Regions from separate parts of the Homo sapiens genome. Here region 2 is linked to region 1. Evidence: chromatin loops called from intact Hi-C (ENCODE). Cell type or tissue: lower leg skin. All regions are shown on one strand. Links, peaks and the distances in the headings refer to the core of each region. The heading gives the core; the rest is flanking DNA.

Region 1 (8,340 bases), core at 244-8,243:
GCTCAGGGCTCTGGTCACTGTGGAATGTTGTCTTTGCTTGCCAGCTTAGAGCCTCACCTTGCCGCACCCAGCTCAACTCTGTGGCCTCAGTGGAAACACCCTCATTACAGGAGTGCCCCACCTCCGCGACCGCGACTTATATTTGATAATAAGCAGGTGTAAGGGGGGCAATTGTGCATGGGCAGTGCTCAGAGAAACATGAAAAGGCTCAAACCATGCTTCACCCTCAGGGGCCTGGGCTGGGAGATGGGAGCCAGCGTCTGCTTGGGTTCTCCTGACAGCAGTGGTCACTGGGGCTCATGGAGAGTGACAAATGCAGGTGGGGTAGCTCAGACACAGGGCTCTGGGCTCTCCAGTGGGTCTGGGGGTGGCAGAGGCCCCTCTAACTCTCCCGTCACTCCCAGCTCCCAGGCAGTTCCATCCTTTTTATTTTTTCTGGAAGGCAGAGGTTGATGGCAAGAGCTCTGCATTCAGCCTGCCTTTGTTCACATTCCAGCTCTGCCACATCCTGTGTGGCTTTGGTGAGTGACCCAACCTCTCTCTGCATTGGTGTCCTCCTCTATGAGTGGGGTGGTAACTCCTTCTCCGGGTTTTCTGAGGAATAAATGAGGCAATAAACAGGAGACTCAGCATCAGACCAGGGTATCATTATTATATTTTACAGGGAGAGACCTGGTTCCCAGTACTTTGGCTTGTCCAGAATAGAGGCATCTTTTTTTCCCCAATCAATGTTATAGTTAAAAAATACAATATGAATAAAATCTATGCTGATAGAGAACAATCTCCGAGATGTACTCTGAAGTGAAAAAAGCAAAGTGCAGAATAGTGTACAATATAGGCCAACGTGGAGCATGGATGTGTGACCTGTGTTTGGGATGGCACAAAAGTTACTGGTAATGGGTGACTGGGAAGGGGAGCCGGGGACAGCGGTGCGAGAGAGCTTGACTTTTCATTCTCTAGCCCCTTGTAATATTCCCATTTTACCAGGAGTATGTATTCCTGCTTTTTTTTTTTCATTTTGAACGTGAATTAATTTTTTCAGTAAAAAAAAAAACTAATTCAAATATCCTTCCCTACCCCCACCAATGATAAATGGTCATTGTAAAAAATTTCCCAGTTCTGAAGAGAGAGCCTGAAAATGCTGTACCATTTCATTGCTGGGTGTTAGAGGATCCAGGGTCCCTGCCTGGGAAGTTGGTTTGCTCCGAAATTCGTTTTCCATGTATCACCACTTAAGCATCTGTCAGGGTTTAACTTGGGCGAGAGGAAAGCACCCAGCAAACACAGCACCACAGCATTTCTCTCTCACACGTGCACGCATGCACACACACACACAACCTAAGGACTACACATGCAACCCTCAACAACCAAACCACTTCATACCCACATACTAACAAATGAGCCACTTCACCTATCCACATCCAATCCCAAAAGCCCTTTACACCTACAAACGCACAACGCCCACCCCAACAACCAAGCACTCCACACACCACAACAACCTTTACACACATGCACCCAATGACCAAAGTACTTTACACATGCAACCCAGAAATCAGAAGGGCTTCACACATCTGCCCAATAAGCAAAGCACTTAATATACACACGCACAGAGCTTTACACACATACACACCCCAACCAAAGGGTCCACACACATACTCCAACACCCAAAACACTTCGCACACACACCCACATGCACACCCAAACAGCTTTACTCCTTCAACCAAAGTGCATCATACACAGTCCCCAACAACCAAAATATTTTACCCCCATGCACCCCGACAGCCAAAGCTCTCCTTACAGACCCCCCTTCAAAAGCCCCAAAGTGCTTCAATTGGTTTGATGCAGCGGCAGATACTTGAACACCAAGACATTAGAATGCAACTTTCTTTTCAGATTAATGAGCAGAAAAAGATTGGAGGAGGGAGGGAGTGAGAATGGCGGGAGAGAGCAATTACACCCAAATCTTTTCTCTGTTGATTAGGGATTCCTTCTCTAGCCTGCTTTGGCTCCAGCTAAATCTTTTTCTAATGAGATGTGGCTTATCCAGATCAAGGCGCTGAGAAAAAAAGTTGCAATTAACTTTAAGAAGAAAAAGAGTGAGTGAGAAAAGGAAGGAAGAGTGGAGGGGGCGGCCAGGGGTTGAGGATGGGGGCAGGGCCAGGGGCCTGGGCGGGCAGGCTGGGAGGAGCCCAGGGTCTGGAGCAGGCTCCCAGCAGGTGGAGAGGCGCAGGCCCGGCTGTGGTTCTGGAGTTTAGGGAACGGCCCTGTGATGCCTCTGCCAACCTGAGTCAGGCCTCGTGGCCACTTCAGGCTCAAATCAAGGTTTGGGAATGGCGAGTGCCCTCGGGTTTGGGCTTTCCCGGCTCTGCACCCCCATCCCTGGCAATGGCCTCTCTCCCTTCTGTCTGCCTGCCCTCTGGAGGACATGGGCCCTCCACTGTCCACCCAGAACCTCAGGTGGTGTCCGGTCAGCACTGACTCTGCTCTTGGGAGCTGGTGGGTTCAGCAGTCCTCCAGCGGCCAGGAGCCATGGGCTTGACATGTGCCTCAGCACTGATGGCTGCTGCTGAGGTCCCCCTGACTTGCCCCACTCTTTCCATCTGGGAGTAAGGTCTTGAGTTATTTTCATGTGAGCCACTTAGAAGGGTGGACAGGGCCTAGGACTGAAGGAGACACTTCATGTCGAGATGCTAAAAACACCTCAAGATCCTAGAACTGACACAGATTGACCTTTCTGTGCTTCTCTCTGGATAAAATCAAGCTAGACCTAGCTACAGCTGATGAATGGTCACTTCCTCTCTCTGATGCTCAGTTTCTTCACCTGTTCGGAAAACTAAAGAAGTGGGGCAGTGGATCTCCAGAGTCTCTGCCAACCTGACACCCCCAGATTCAACAGAAGGCACAGACGCAGACTCCACGTGTCCTGATTTGAGTACTCATGGTTCCCTCCCCGACTCCCAAGCTCTGCTTGGCACATTCGTGGGACACTTACACCTTCCTGAAAGTTGTTATCTGTGCAGAGATTGGTTTTTGCCCTATTTGGCAAGAAATATCCAGCAATGCCTGAAGGCAGCTTTCACAAATCTTGAGGTCTCTAACCTGGCGCTTGTGGTGGGGTCTCGGCTAATAACTCAACATCTGTATGCCAGCCGAGCTGGGGACCCTGAGCCTGGATCAGATGGAGTTAGAATGGGTGGGGTGGATGGCGGGGGGTGCAGGAGTGGGCTGCAGTCTCCCTTCTCTTTGGTCACACACAGACACACACAGCCAGGTATGCAGAAGGGGTCTGGGCAGATTGTTTAAAGCTGAAGTCCTTTATTTTCCTACTGACAGCATTTCCTTTTCCCATTCTATGGATCTCCCAGTGCAAATTAAAAGGGATTTTGATGGCACGCTGGTGACTCCGTGGGAAAAAGTGAATCTGGGTCTCTGCAACTTGCTTGGCTTCCAAAGAAGCAGGGCCCTTGCATGTTGGTGGCCACCCACACACGTGGGCTTCCTCATGGGATGTTTGGGTGACCCCTTGCCAAATAAGCCATGGAGATGACCCCAGGCCTGGGCACAGATGAGCTGGGCCCGTCTTTCCTGTGTCTAAGTTCTAGAGAGGTCACACAAGTCCCCACCTCCAAGCCCCAAGAATTTCTTTTGAGCCTGGTTCCCGGGTCCCCAGCCAGCCCTCCCTTCTGTCCCTGCCCTCCACACTGTTAGCTGCTGGAGACAATCTGGGCTTTCTCCTGTCTCTCTCTGGCTGTCGCCAATGTAATAAGCATATGTGCTAGAAATCCTAGCTGCAGTGCTAAGTTAGAAATTCTTCTTAAACATATAGCAAGGTCAGATGAAGGGAAAAAAAATAGAAAACAAAACACAAAACCCCGAAACAGAAATTGGACACAGGAGGGCAGATGCAGACTGAACAGGAAGTGCTGGCCCGAGGCTAAATGAAACAGCTGTCACCATTGTTCTGGACTAAAAACTGCCTTTGCAAACTCCATGCGGTCCAGGCTCAGAAAGCAGATGTTAATAATTACAGCACATGAAACGAAGGGCACAGGATTAGGCAAGTGACGAAAAAGAAATGGTACCAGTAGATTTATAACTCGCCTAGGCAAATCTGCTTGCTGGTGTGGGGGGTGGGCTGGGCGGCTTCCCTGCAGAGGCCCCTCCTCAACCCCCTTCCTAGTTTGGCATTTTGGCTTCCGGGATGATCTCAGAATTTGGGGATTGTTTTATGGTGGGGGGCCATGGAGACCCATTCAAGCTGCCTTTCCCGGGACCCCATGCCTGCAGGGCCATAGCCGGTTGCCTCTGACCTACAGGAAAAAGGATAAAACCCCTAATGCTCAGCCCAGGTACCAAAAGGGGATCTGTGGGCAGAAAATAGTTGGATGGGTTCCTGAAAGCAGGGACTCATGTGGACACAAAGCTGGGCAGCCATTCTTGGAGCTCTTGCTTTTACCAAAGAGTTCATGTCTAAAATCCAGGAGCTCAAGTTCTTTGCAGCAGAAATTGATTCGCACTTTAAAATCAGCCAGCCCCTAGCGTCTTGGCAAGGGAGCTCGGGTAGAATGTTGGGACACTTGAAGAAAGTAAGCAAGGCGAGTTTCTTGGGCTAATTACATAAGTAGAAAAGGCAGAGTCTTCACATGTTTTCTGAACATTCCTCGGTGCTTTTCCATGTGAGCCAGAGTTGTAAAAAACAAAACAAAACAACACACTCACATCTACAAAAATTCCTGCCATCCCACCACCCCCTAGAAAGGACGTTTCTAGGAAAGGTTAGGAAGAAGGTAAAGCATGTGTTTGGCATCTTTAGGCCTGATATGGAAACCATATGCTTATATACACTAGCAAACATACTTAATATAACACTCTCTTTTATTAAATGTGGTTTTATAAACGCTCTCCCCAGCCAGGGCACCTTCCCCATGCTGGAGGCTGGAACTTGGCAAAATAATCTTCCCGCTGTTACATCTATGGATACACATTTTTTGAAAATGAGTCTCGGACCCTTGGAAAATAGACTGGTTCTGATTATTATTGCAAGAGGGAAGGGGCACACGAGGGCATCTTTTTTCCTCTGATAAATTAAAAGAACTGTAACGGGTGCTTTCTGCAACCTGTAAAAGGGCAGAGCCATCTGTAATTCATTTAGCAGCTCCTTATAGAAGATTTATTTGATTAATTCAGTCAGAAGAGAGAGTATGGATTTTCCCCTTCTCTGAAAGGCACATATACACTCACACATGCACACATGCACCCACCCATGGGTAGACATCTCAGGAATGAAAAATTACTAATCGTATTATTGGAACTGGTGAACGCGGGGCCTCAGTGGTGAGATAGCAAGCTCCCGCCCTGCCGATGGGAGGGCCGGTTTCAGAAGAGATTTAATATCCTCAGGCCCAGTGCCACCAAAGAGTGAGCCCAGAGGATAATACCGTGAACTACTGGATCGCTTTGCTTAGGCATTGATTACTGAGTGCCAGGCACTGTGTTGAGCATTTTGAATGCATTATCTCATTACATCATCACAATGACCCTTGCGGGAGGTACTGTCGCCATCACCACTTTATAGACTGGGAGACGGCCCCATTCCCAGCAGCCCTCAGCTCAAAATTCTTTTCACTTTTTCCAGCGGAATTTTGCTTTCTCAGTCCTCCGTGCCTACAGCAGACAGATGGAGGCCACGCCTTACATTTATCTAGTGGTGGGTGATCTTGGAAGGGGTTATCCACATTGGCTATGCTTTATCCCTGTAGGTTTCAGTTCAGTGCTGATTAGAGAAACACTCTCCTTTAGGCTTATCTCTAGTCTCAAGGAAAGCTCTGGCCTCCTCTGGCCTTGGTTGCCTCTAACTTACGTGACCCAACCCTATAAGCAATCATCTCTAGACCACTGTCAATTCCTGGTCGGGGGAGGTGGCAACAGCCCCTGAGAGAGGTCTTTGCAAAGGGCAAAGAAAACAGTACAGGTGAGAGGAATCATAAAAGCACACAAGATCTGAGCCAAAGAAGACTATGGATGTCAATGTCAAGAGTGGCAAATATATGGTAAGTAAATGTGTCACTGCTCTCTTTCCCTTCCTCACAGCAGACATTGCTAATTGATCCCAGCTCTCTCTTCTACTAAGCCTCAAAATCCTCAATACAGAACTCTACGCAGCCTCTACCAATAGATTAGAATTAGCAAAAATAGTTGAAAGCAGTTTGCAGTCCCTTTCAGTTGAATGTTTCATTTTGTGGAGGGAGAAACAGGGGCCCAGATAGAATAAGTCAGCTACAAAAGCAGTCAGAGAAGGTCAGTACCCAGCCTCAGATCTCTGGCTTTCTCTGCCCGGTATTTTCAGCATCCACACCAGTGGGGCTGGTCCAAGCCAGGGTGCAGTGGATCAGAAACCTCTCTATTTTGCTGGGTCTCTGCTGTCACCCCCTCCCTGCAATAGAACGTCACCGAAGCTGCTCTGCAGACAGGATAAAAGGCATCCTTTTGAAGGCGGCAGAAAATTGAAATCTTTGTGACTTTAACATAATTAACCCCAAACCAGGATGGAGTGGGGCAGCCTGAGCCCATGATCTGTTACAATCCAGGGTCTAAGATTCTAGAAAGAAGTAGAAGTTTTCATTTTGGAAATACTGGCATCAGTAGACACTCCTCATTCTCTCACTGGCTGGACCACAGGAAATGCCTAGATCAAAGGCAACCAGGACTCAATAGGCTTAAGGTATTGAGGGCTTGTCTCGGCTGCAGGGCTCTCACCCCGGCCCTCAGACTTTTCAGCTGGGCGGAATTTCTCTGTGGAAAGAATAACAGGATTTTGTGAAAGGAAGAAGGAGGCTTCAAGTTCAGAAGTTCCCTCCAGAGCTCTTTCCTGCTGCTCCCTTGCTAGGACCTAATCTTCAATGTTTCTCAGCCTGACGTAGCTCAAGGGGGATTTTGTGGCTCACTACTTAGTTCTGTTGAATATCTGATTGGTGGAGAAAAGCTTTTCCATAGAAGAATAAGACTGAGTACCAGGACTTAGGTTCAGAGAATCAGAGGGTGAGTCTGAAATCCAACATATTTTGAAGGGAGGCAGTCATGGCCCTTTCAGTATGAAAAGCGTTTTCACTATCCCATTGGCAGGGGTGCCTGTGGGGTCTTTAGGGGGCCTGCTTAAAGAATAGACAAGTATCGTGTGCAACTTGCCTCTCAGCCCTGGGGTTGATCCTGGTACTCCTGCTATTTTTGAGGAGGCTTGAAAACACTTTGTTTAAACCTTCCTTCTACAATCCTGTGTATACTATGAATTTCCATTATCTAAAAAGAAAATTTTGCTAACTGAATCAAACTCTAGCCCAGCCCAACTTCTTGAAAAGATCACAAATATTGGACGAGTGAGGTCCCAGATACTGAGGATTTTACAGGGCCCAAATACTGCCCCTTGAGGGGGTTTGTTGACCAACATCATTTGTTGAAAGAAGATGCTTATATTACAGAAGTGGTTTTCCAGAATGTTCCTGAGTGGGTGATTGGACAGTCCAGAGAAGGAGCCAAGTTGCGGGTCAGGTAATGAAGAGAGGAGGTCCTCTGTGTGCCTTTTTTTTTTTTTTGATGGAGTCTGGCTCTGTCACCCAGGCTGGAGTGCAGTGTCATAATCTTAGCCCACTGCAATCTCCCCCTTCCAGGTTCAAGTGATTCTCCTGCCTCAGCCTCCTGAGTAGCTGGGATTACAGGCACCCATCACCACAACTGGCTAATTTTTTTTGTGTTTTTAGTAGAGACACGGTTTTGCCATGTTGGCCAGGCTAGTCTCGAACTCCTGACCTCGGGTCATCCACCCACCTCGGCCTCCCACAGTGCTGGGATTACAGGTGGGAGCCACCATGCCTCGCCCCTCCCTGTGCCATTTCTGATTCCACTTACGGATAAACGAGCAGGCTGAGGTGCATATGCATTACCCTGAAGACACAACTCAAAAGAGGACTGTGTGCCTCTGGGAATTACACTCAGTGGCCAACCAGATCTTCACTAGATGTGTGATTTTGGACAAGTTAGATAACATCTCCTATTTCCTTCTCTGTAAAATAGCAGTAACAAAAAGCACCTAACTCACAAGGTTGTTGTGAGGATTCAATGAGATAAAGCACTTAGAACAGGGACTGGCACAAAGTACCAAGAAAATATTATCTCCACAATCTCCATCAGCTGATGAATGGATGAAGAAAATGTGGTCTATCAATGAGATGGAATATTATTCACCCATAAAAATAAATGAAGCGCTGATACACAGTACCATGTGGACGAACGTGGAAGACATTACGTTGAATGAAAGAAGCCAGACACATAGGCCATCTATTGTAT
Region 2 (8,340 bases), core at 167-8,166, 920 kb after region 1:
GTAGGGTGGGGGAAGGAGACAGGGATAGCATTAGGAGAAATACCTAATGTAAATGACGAGTTAATGGGTGCAGCACACCAACATGACACATGTATACATATGTAACAAACCTGCATGTTGTGCACAAGTACCCTAGAATGTAAAATATAATAAAACAAATTAATTAAATTAAATTAAAAAGGTAAGTGAGAAGTGCTAAACGAACAAGGAGCCTCTCCTATTCCTTTGGTAGTTCACTTATGTTATCTATTCGGTTTGGTGGCAGGATCTAGATTCTCTCTATATTAATAGAACACCAACTGAATAACAACCATCTAATGCACCAGGCATGGGACTGTGGCACCTATTATTATTCCAGGAGCTGGAGACACAGGGGCAAACTGAACAGACGAAGCCTCTGTTCTCAGGACCTGCCTTTTCTACTGTGGGAAGGCTGACAATTAAGCCAGTAAACAATCAGAAGGTGATTGTGTCCACTGGAGAAAACTAAGCAGTGTAACGTGACAAAACAGGCGTCTGCGAACTATGGCCTACAGACAAAGCCAGCCCACTGCCTGTTTTTCTATGGCCCATAAGCTAAGAATGGCTTTTATACTTGAACCCCAACAAGTGGAATGTGTCTTCTCATTCATAGACCTACATTACAAAAAAAATTATGCTTAATTGTCCTATTTTGAGTTTCCTTTTTTTAAAAATTGTGCTAATTTGTTTTCTCTGTTGTCATTTAAGTACTTACATGGTATCGTCAATTTTGCCTCTTGGCCTACTGTGCGTCCCTTTACATAGAAATGTTGCCATCTGCTGTGTTAGAGACCCACAACACTGGTAGAAAATGACCCAAGTCCAGAACTGCGAAGGAAGACCTTTCTGAGCAGGTGACATCAAGGCTGAGACGTGAATGCTACAGGGCATCCTGGGTTCTCGTCCACTTCTGCCAGGGCTACGTAACCTCTGGGTCTCTCTTTCCTTATTTGTAAAATATCTCGGTTGAACTATATCCTCTGCCTTCCCCAAACCGCTATAGCTCCGTTTCTCTGTTGACTGAACATGGCACATCCTTCATCATTATTCATCTTTCATCACACATCTATGCCCATTTCATGAGTATGAAGAAGAAACAGATCAGCAGAAGCGACGTTTCCAATTCTCCACTTTTGCACGCATCATACAGTTTGGCAAGATTCACAGAAGTCCCATAAATGAGAGTTCTACAATTAACCTCCAATACCTTGATGAAGTATGTGGAAGTTTGTCAGAGCACAAGGCCAGATGCCTTACAATTTTCCAAACATTACTAAAAAAACAGCCCACGCTCACTCTGAATTATTGTGGTCTTTCAAAGTATATACAAAGTAATACGCAAGGAGACAAAGCTATTTTACCAGGCAGACAGATATTCCAAATTACTGGTTCTTAACAAGCATGGTAATACATCAGTCAAAAGCAATAAATTTAAACTTAATGAAATCTCAATTTGCCTACAGTGCATTTCACTTTGACATGTTCTATATTGCCACGGTGCTTTGATAAAGTTTTTTAAAATGCAAAGAAAGTGTCTGTAAGGCTAAAGACCAGACTTGGTACCATTGTGGCCAAGGCAACATTACAGTACTTAAATTTCATCACTCTATGCCCCGTGGCAGGCAGAGCCCCGGCGCTAACACAGGTTCAGTTTTCATTATCATCATATGATTACGCATTTTACTGCATTTAACTGATAATACAACTACCAGCTCACCTTAAAAGAATTAGCTTGGAGGTTTCATTGCTTTCCAAATGGAATTCATTTGACAAACAAATGACAATTAGCCTAGTCTCCCTGTTCTGCGTCAGGATGCTTTTTGATTGAACCTAGACCAATTTACAATTTTTAAATGAGTTTAGACATTTACATTTAAAATGTCTACAGGAAATTAGCCCTGGGACATCCAACAGCCAAAATGCTTTTTGAAGTTGATTATTATTTGATCTAGTACCCTCTACCTGTACATTTTGTTCTGACTTCAAAGTTCGGGAATGTAAATGCCACCTCACCTCAAAGCACAGGGAGAAACTTAAAAGCGGTTTTGCTCATTATGTTATGCAAAGGAGCCCATATTTTAATATTCGTTTAATATGGTTAGTTAGCTTTAATGACACCAGTGTGACAGTGTCATAGTTTTGGAATCTGAAAGCGCTGATTGAAGTTTCCGGCCGCTGCCTCTATTTTTCTGCACAGAAAGGAATCTTGCCCTTTGAAAGACAGATCAGCTCCTGGCTGCGTCCATTCTGGCGAGGGCTAAACGTAATAACTTTGAGATGAAGAGTTCACCTGCCTCAGTGAAGAAAGCACAAATCATGATATCAGGGGCTACAGAGACACTTGACTGTCAGATTCCAATTCTGTGTGTTTTCTAAGTGCAAGCCCTTTGCCCACCGCTGCTGAGGAAGCTGCTAGTAATTCCATTATAAACATGCAGTGCTGATAACCCAGCCACAGAAACTGGTATTGCCCTGAAATTAAGCCCACTGATTTCTAGCCGAGAGCATATTTTATTTATTTATTATTGTTTTTGTAGCTACATTATTGTCAAAATGAGAAAACAACAGCCTTTTTCTCATTCCGTGTTGTACAACTGCAAAAATTAAATATGGTGAGGGGAAAGCTTGCAAAATGTTCTATTGCACCCATCACCCTGTTCTGAAGGCCTGGTAATCAGTGTTATCCACAATATATTCAAAGGAACGCTCTGGAAGAAAGGGCATGTGACACAGGGCTGAGGAGTCGGCGAGTCCCTATCTGCATGGAGTTATCATGGCTTTCACAGGTCATCCCTGAGAGCTCACCAGAATATTTTGAATTTCTAGTTTTGTCTCACACTATAGGACACACACCACATGTTTTCAAAATAACTTTGAGTTCAAAAGAGTTCCCTAAGATAACACTGTATAACCCCAGCACAGAATTAATGGTTTTGAAGACTGTTTTCTGTGAAGGTAGCAGAGGCTGACTTCAGTAATCCTGGCCCTCCGGAGTGCTCACAACAGTATCATGAGGCAAGAATGCCTGGAGAGGGAGACGTCACAGATCTAAGAATGGCAGCGGAGGGCGCCATGTTTGGTCTCCTTGGGAGAATTGGTCTGAATCCCCTGATCTCACCACCACTTATTGTGAAAATAGTGATAAAATAAAAAAATTAAAAAAAGTCTTTTCATCCATTTTATTGCTGAAGAGATTAGACGTCCTCTAAACTGTGTGATTTCGCATCAGCATCCTTTCACCCTGCTGCACTCCAACCTCATTTTCCTTAATGAAAATGGAATCCAGGTCTCCGCCAAAGTGTCCTTGGAGTCAACTCTGTTTTGATTCTAAATGTAACACACAAGCACCACATTTTCTCACGCACACATTGTCCCGAGTAGAGACACGCCAATTCTTTCTATCAAGGGCTTCTCATTGTCTATTTTTATTCCAGTAGAAACAGTACCCTTTCTTCCTGTGCTAACACCCTGGCGGCAACCATCTTGCACAGCATCCTCAGCCGGTGGCTTTGAAGTCTCCAGAGTTGCCTAAGAGCCCGGGCTGCACAGCTGGAAACCTGGAGGTTTTTGCTACCTCGTCCGCCCTCTGCTGGATGGACCGACGTCTGCTTACGAAGTGGCCCACAAACAGCCGAAAGGTTTCCCCTTAAGATGGATGGGTTTGTCACTAAGCCACGGGAAATCATTTTGGGATTTTATAAAATAAATTTTTCTTTTTTTTCAGAGATTTTTAGAAATACACTTTCTTCTCTCCAGATATACAGGTGTACCAGTTTATTCTGCCTATGTGTTTGGAAAAAAACAGAGAATTTGTCAGTGAAAACCATGAAGGATTCTAACATCTCTCTCTGACAATCAAATGCTATATGTGCCCCTGCCCTGGCACTAATGACCTGGCAACAAGGAAATAAAATAATGCTAAATCAGAATAATTATTCTAATATTCTCACAACACGAAGAAGCAGAATATGATGAGGGTTAAGACCGTGAAAACAGACTGCCTGGGTATAAACACTTCTCTGACTGTTATTAACTCTGAGACCTTGCACAAGTTAAATAACCTCTCCAAGCTTGAGCTTCCTCTTCTGTAATATGAAGTTATAATACTATTTGTCTCCTGTGGTTGTTATAGTTAACATATATATATATATATATATATACACACACACACACACACTCAGAGTTATATCTGTATACATATATAACTGTATTTATATATAGTTAACATATATAACTGTATATATATGGGTTAACTATATATAAAACTGTATACATAGTTAACAAAGATAAGTGTATTTATATATAGTTAACATATATAACTATTTATATATGTTAACATATATAAAACTGTATATATGAATGTTTATATGTTTTATATGAATGTTTATATGAACTGTATATATGAATGTTTTATATGTTAACATATATAAAACTATATATGAATAGGTTAACTATATGGTAACTATATATGTGTGTTATATATACAACACACATATATATTATATTAATATATAAACTATAATATAATTATAGTTATATAACTATAATATTAACTATAATATATATTGACTATAATTAATATTATAGTCAATATATATTAATATAATTAATATATATGTGTGTTGTATATATAACACACACATATATAGTTTATATATATATTATATGGATTGTTATGATTAGCCCTATATATAGTTATACATATACTCTATATATATTATAATACTATTTGTCTCCCAAGGTTGTTATAGTTAACCCATATAAGACCAATAGTATTATAAATTCTGATTCTTGAGAAAAGGGGCTAGCTTTGCAGGAATTATTGATATCTTCCTTGTTGGCCTTCATAAAAGAAGGCTAATAGTTAAAATAGTTTTTATGTAGTAGACACACATTAACATGGAGACTACTTATTCATCTACTCAACAAATATTTAATGTGCCCCCACCCTACAGATCAGAGGCTGAGTAGAGAAGATGCAGATATAAATAAGACAGACATGGTCTCTACAATGTGGAGCTTGCAGACTGACGGGGAAAACACAGTAAACAAGCAATTAAAGGTGAAGAATGGTCTAAAATGACCATATAAAATGCAAAACCTCACCTGGAATTCCCACTTCCTAATTTTACAAAAGATTCCTTTGTATGGAGAGATCTCTGTGCTGGAAAATGTCACAATCTAAAAGAATGACAGAAGAGATATAAAGTCCTCATTATCCAGGGTCCAGAGACTTTGTATTTAGGAAAATCCACAAATAGAAAGGATATAATTGCCCACAAAAAATAACATAGGAGTTGCAGTGCCAATTCAGTAATACACAGAGCAAAACATCACATCCTTATGCTCAAAGTTTCATCTTTATGAAATAGAAAATGCATTTTCTATTTCATACAGTGCTCGATAAAACTCCACGCCACAGCGGTGCAGAATATTCTTGAAGGGTTCTCAGAATTAAAGTGGGTTCGTAGGTACTAACTCAAACACTCTTAAGGGTTGCTGAAGAGCAACTCGGGATATTGCAGATATGCCAGAAGATATTTTTTCTCTGTTAAAAAGTGGAGCATCTGTAGGTATAAGATACAGATATACACAGTGTATACTGTATATAATGAATCTTCTCTCTTATCCAATTTCCCAAATAGCTGAAGTGATATAAGAGGGAAATAACTACATCTTGTTCATCAGGCCACGATAAATCATATCTCTATGAAACTTCAAGTTAAATTATTATTGGAATCTACTGTATACTGGATTCCATCTTTCTTTAATGAATTTCCATGGAGGAAAACAACCTGAGGTTAATTCACAGGTCACAGAACAAGCCCATGATGATGGCCTGTTCTTCATCACTGTGTGTGAAACTATTTTTAGTAACCTACCTTCTACTCCTTTTTATTGCAAATTGATAACTTATAATTGTATAGATTTATGGGGTACAAAATGATGTTATGATTTATGAATACAATGTGGAATTAAATCAAGCTAGTTCACATACCCATCACCTCAAATACTTAACACTTTTTGTGGTGAGAACATTTGAAATATACTCTTTTAGCAATTTTAAAATGTACAATACTCTCTTATTAACTATATTCACCACACTGTGCAATAGAACTAAAAAGAACACTATATTCCTCCTGTCTGAGATTTTGTAGCCTCCAACCATTATCTCCCCTTTCCTCTCACTCCCCAGCCTCTGTAACCACCATTCTACTCTGTGCTTCTATGAATTCAATTGTTTTCAATTTTACCTATAAATGAGAACATGAAGTATTTGTCTTCCAGTGCTTGGCTTATTCCAGTTAGCATAAGGCTCTCCAAATGCTGTTGCAAATGTCAGAATTCCCTTCTTTTTTAAGGCTAAATAGTATTCCATTGTGTATACATACCACATGCTCTTTATTCATTCATCTGCTGTGGACACGGGTTGATTCTATAACTTGGCTATTGTGACTAGTGCTGCAGAGGCCATGGGAGTGCAGACACTTCTTTGACAAGCTGACTTCAAATCTTTTGGGAAAATACCCAGAACTGGGATTACTGGATCATATGGTAATTCTATTTTTAGTTTCTTTTTTAGGAGCCTCCATACAGTTTTTCAAAATTGCTGTACTTAAACTCTTGTTGCTTTTTCTCACTCCCTTAATCTTTTTTCTCAGTAACTAATCATGCTCAAGTCAAAGTTATAAACATACAGTCAAGTAGAGATGAGACATATGAGAATATTATTGCTCAAATATTTAAATTGTCAGATTAAATGATCCAGATGAATATATTTATTTGTATACAAAAGTTATATATACATGTATATTCACATATGTGTATATATATAGTAAACACACATACAACATATCTGTAGATGCACGTTCATGAGCACACACACACATACTTATCCCACAGAAAGCAAACTACCCATGTACCAACTGGACCCACAATGATTGGCTCAAGATTATTATCTTCGTTATAAACGTGGTAAAATGAGCAAACTCCACTTAAGAAACAAGCTGCTGTTCTTCACATTTATAAGTCACAGTCTGAGGGATCTTAGAGTCTAAGATCTCATAATTAAGGGGTGCTGATCCCCAAGGTAACTTGACATTTGCAGAAAAATATTGAATCTTTTTTGCAATGTATTAAATTTTGATTACATTGACTAGTCTCTAATGATTCCTTGTAGTTAGATAGTTTGCTGGTTGGTACCCTTCCCTGGAAACCAGTAGGTTTCTTCATCCACATGCATAAATTACATTTGGTGATGTTGTAGCAGAGATTAGTAGAGCTTTGGTTTGGTAAAACTAATTCTTAAGCATAGATAAAGAGCCATTCCATTCACTTGGGAAAGATCTGCAATGAAAGTCACCATTCATGGGTCCAGAGCCATCTCCTCTCAGTGTGGCCACGGGTTCCCATTCTCAAGGCGGAGTGAAAGTGAGACCGAGGAACTCTCACTTGACAAACGCTTTTTCATGTGAAATAACATGAACTCCTTTTCCCCCTAGACTAAGTTGTGTCAGATCATTGTCTCTTCCGCAGTACAGGAAGAGAAGCTAATCTATAAAACAATGAGACTTCACTCTGGATGCCAAAATCTGCAATTACATTGTACGGAGGGGCTTCATGAATAATTCCTGGGGTATGATCTGACATTAATCTGGAAGTTAATACAGAGCTGGGGCATTGCCAGCATAAAGCTGACTGATTTCTTTATAACAGAGCACTTTCAAGGTGAGGATACAGCCTTTTCTCTAAGTTACACTCTCCATCCAAGCTGAGCACTAAGCTATCATCTTTACGTCTTCTGTTTCCTCCTCTGAGTTGGATGTCTGGGTATTGGCAACACAGTACCATCTTAGAAAAAAAAGGCACTTCAATTAGGCAAGACAGCTCCAAGATTTTAGCTATTTCTCACATATTAGTTAGTTTTAAATGGCCTTGTAAGAAAATACCCTAGTGTGGTATAACTGTACATGTGACACTGTTCCTGGCCAAGCCTTTGACCAAGGTCCCAGTTTGCTCTCAGAACTGGTCCCTTACTAAGGCCTAGGGAAAATAATCTCAGAAAATCTCCTTTAGGAGTTATTGATGGATCAATGTTGGTATCACCTCTTGAAGTAAATCAGAATTATGATGAATCTTTTCTGATGATCTTTTCTTAGTTAACATGTTTCTTGATTCAAATGCATGTTTATAGGGTACATATGTTCAGCATTGTAACAGAAATTTTGATAAATTATTAAAAGAAAAAAAAAACCTAACCAATCAACAACAACATGTTTTCTGCCCCGGGGGATCTTCCTATCCAGCTAAAGAAAAATG

What was found. Hi-C counts contacts between places; a loop is a spot of excess contacts. Peaks named below come from ENCODE experiments on the same cell type or tissue, not always from the same donor. Only the 100,000 strongest peaks of a DNase experiment are listed, where the experiment ranks them.
Region 2: a loop joins it to region 1, with 4 times the contacts of the local background. A loop is called at or near these places in 50 of 110 quality-filtered maps.

What each region holds. Positions count from the first base shown.
Region 1 is chr10:117,499,421-117,507,760 of GRCh38, forward strand. It overlaps EMX2OS. Among named protein-coding and RNA genes, the nearest start is that of EMX2, 39 kb to the right of the region's middle. In lower leg skin, for the core only: no CTCF peak of the experiment used is centred there; DNase peaks (open chromatin) are centred at 2,471, 3,201, 3,981, 5,391 and 2 weaker places.
Region 2 is chr10:118,420,433-118,428,772 of GRCh38, forward strand. No RefSeq gene overlaps it. Among named protein-coding and RNA genes, the nearest start is that of LINC00867, 67 kb to the left of the region's middle. In lower leg skin, for the core only: no CTCF peak of the experiment used is centred there; a DNase peak (open chromatin) is centred at 3,579.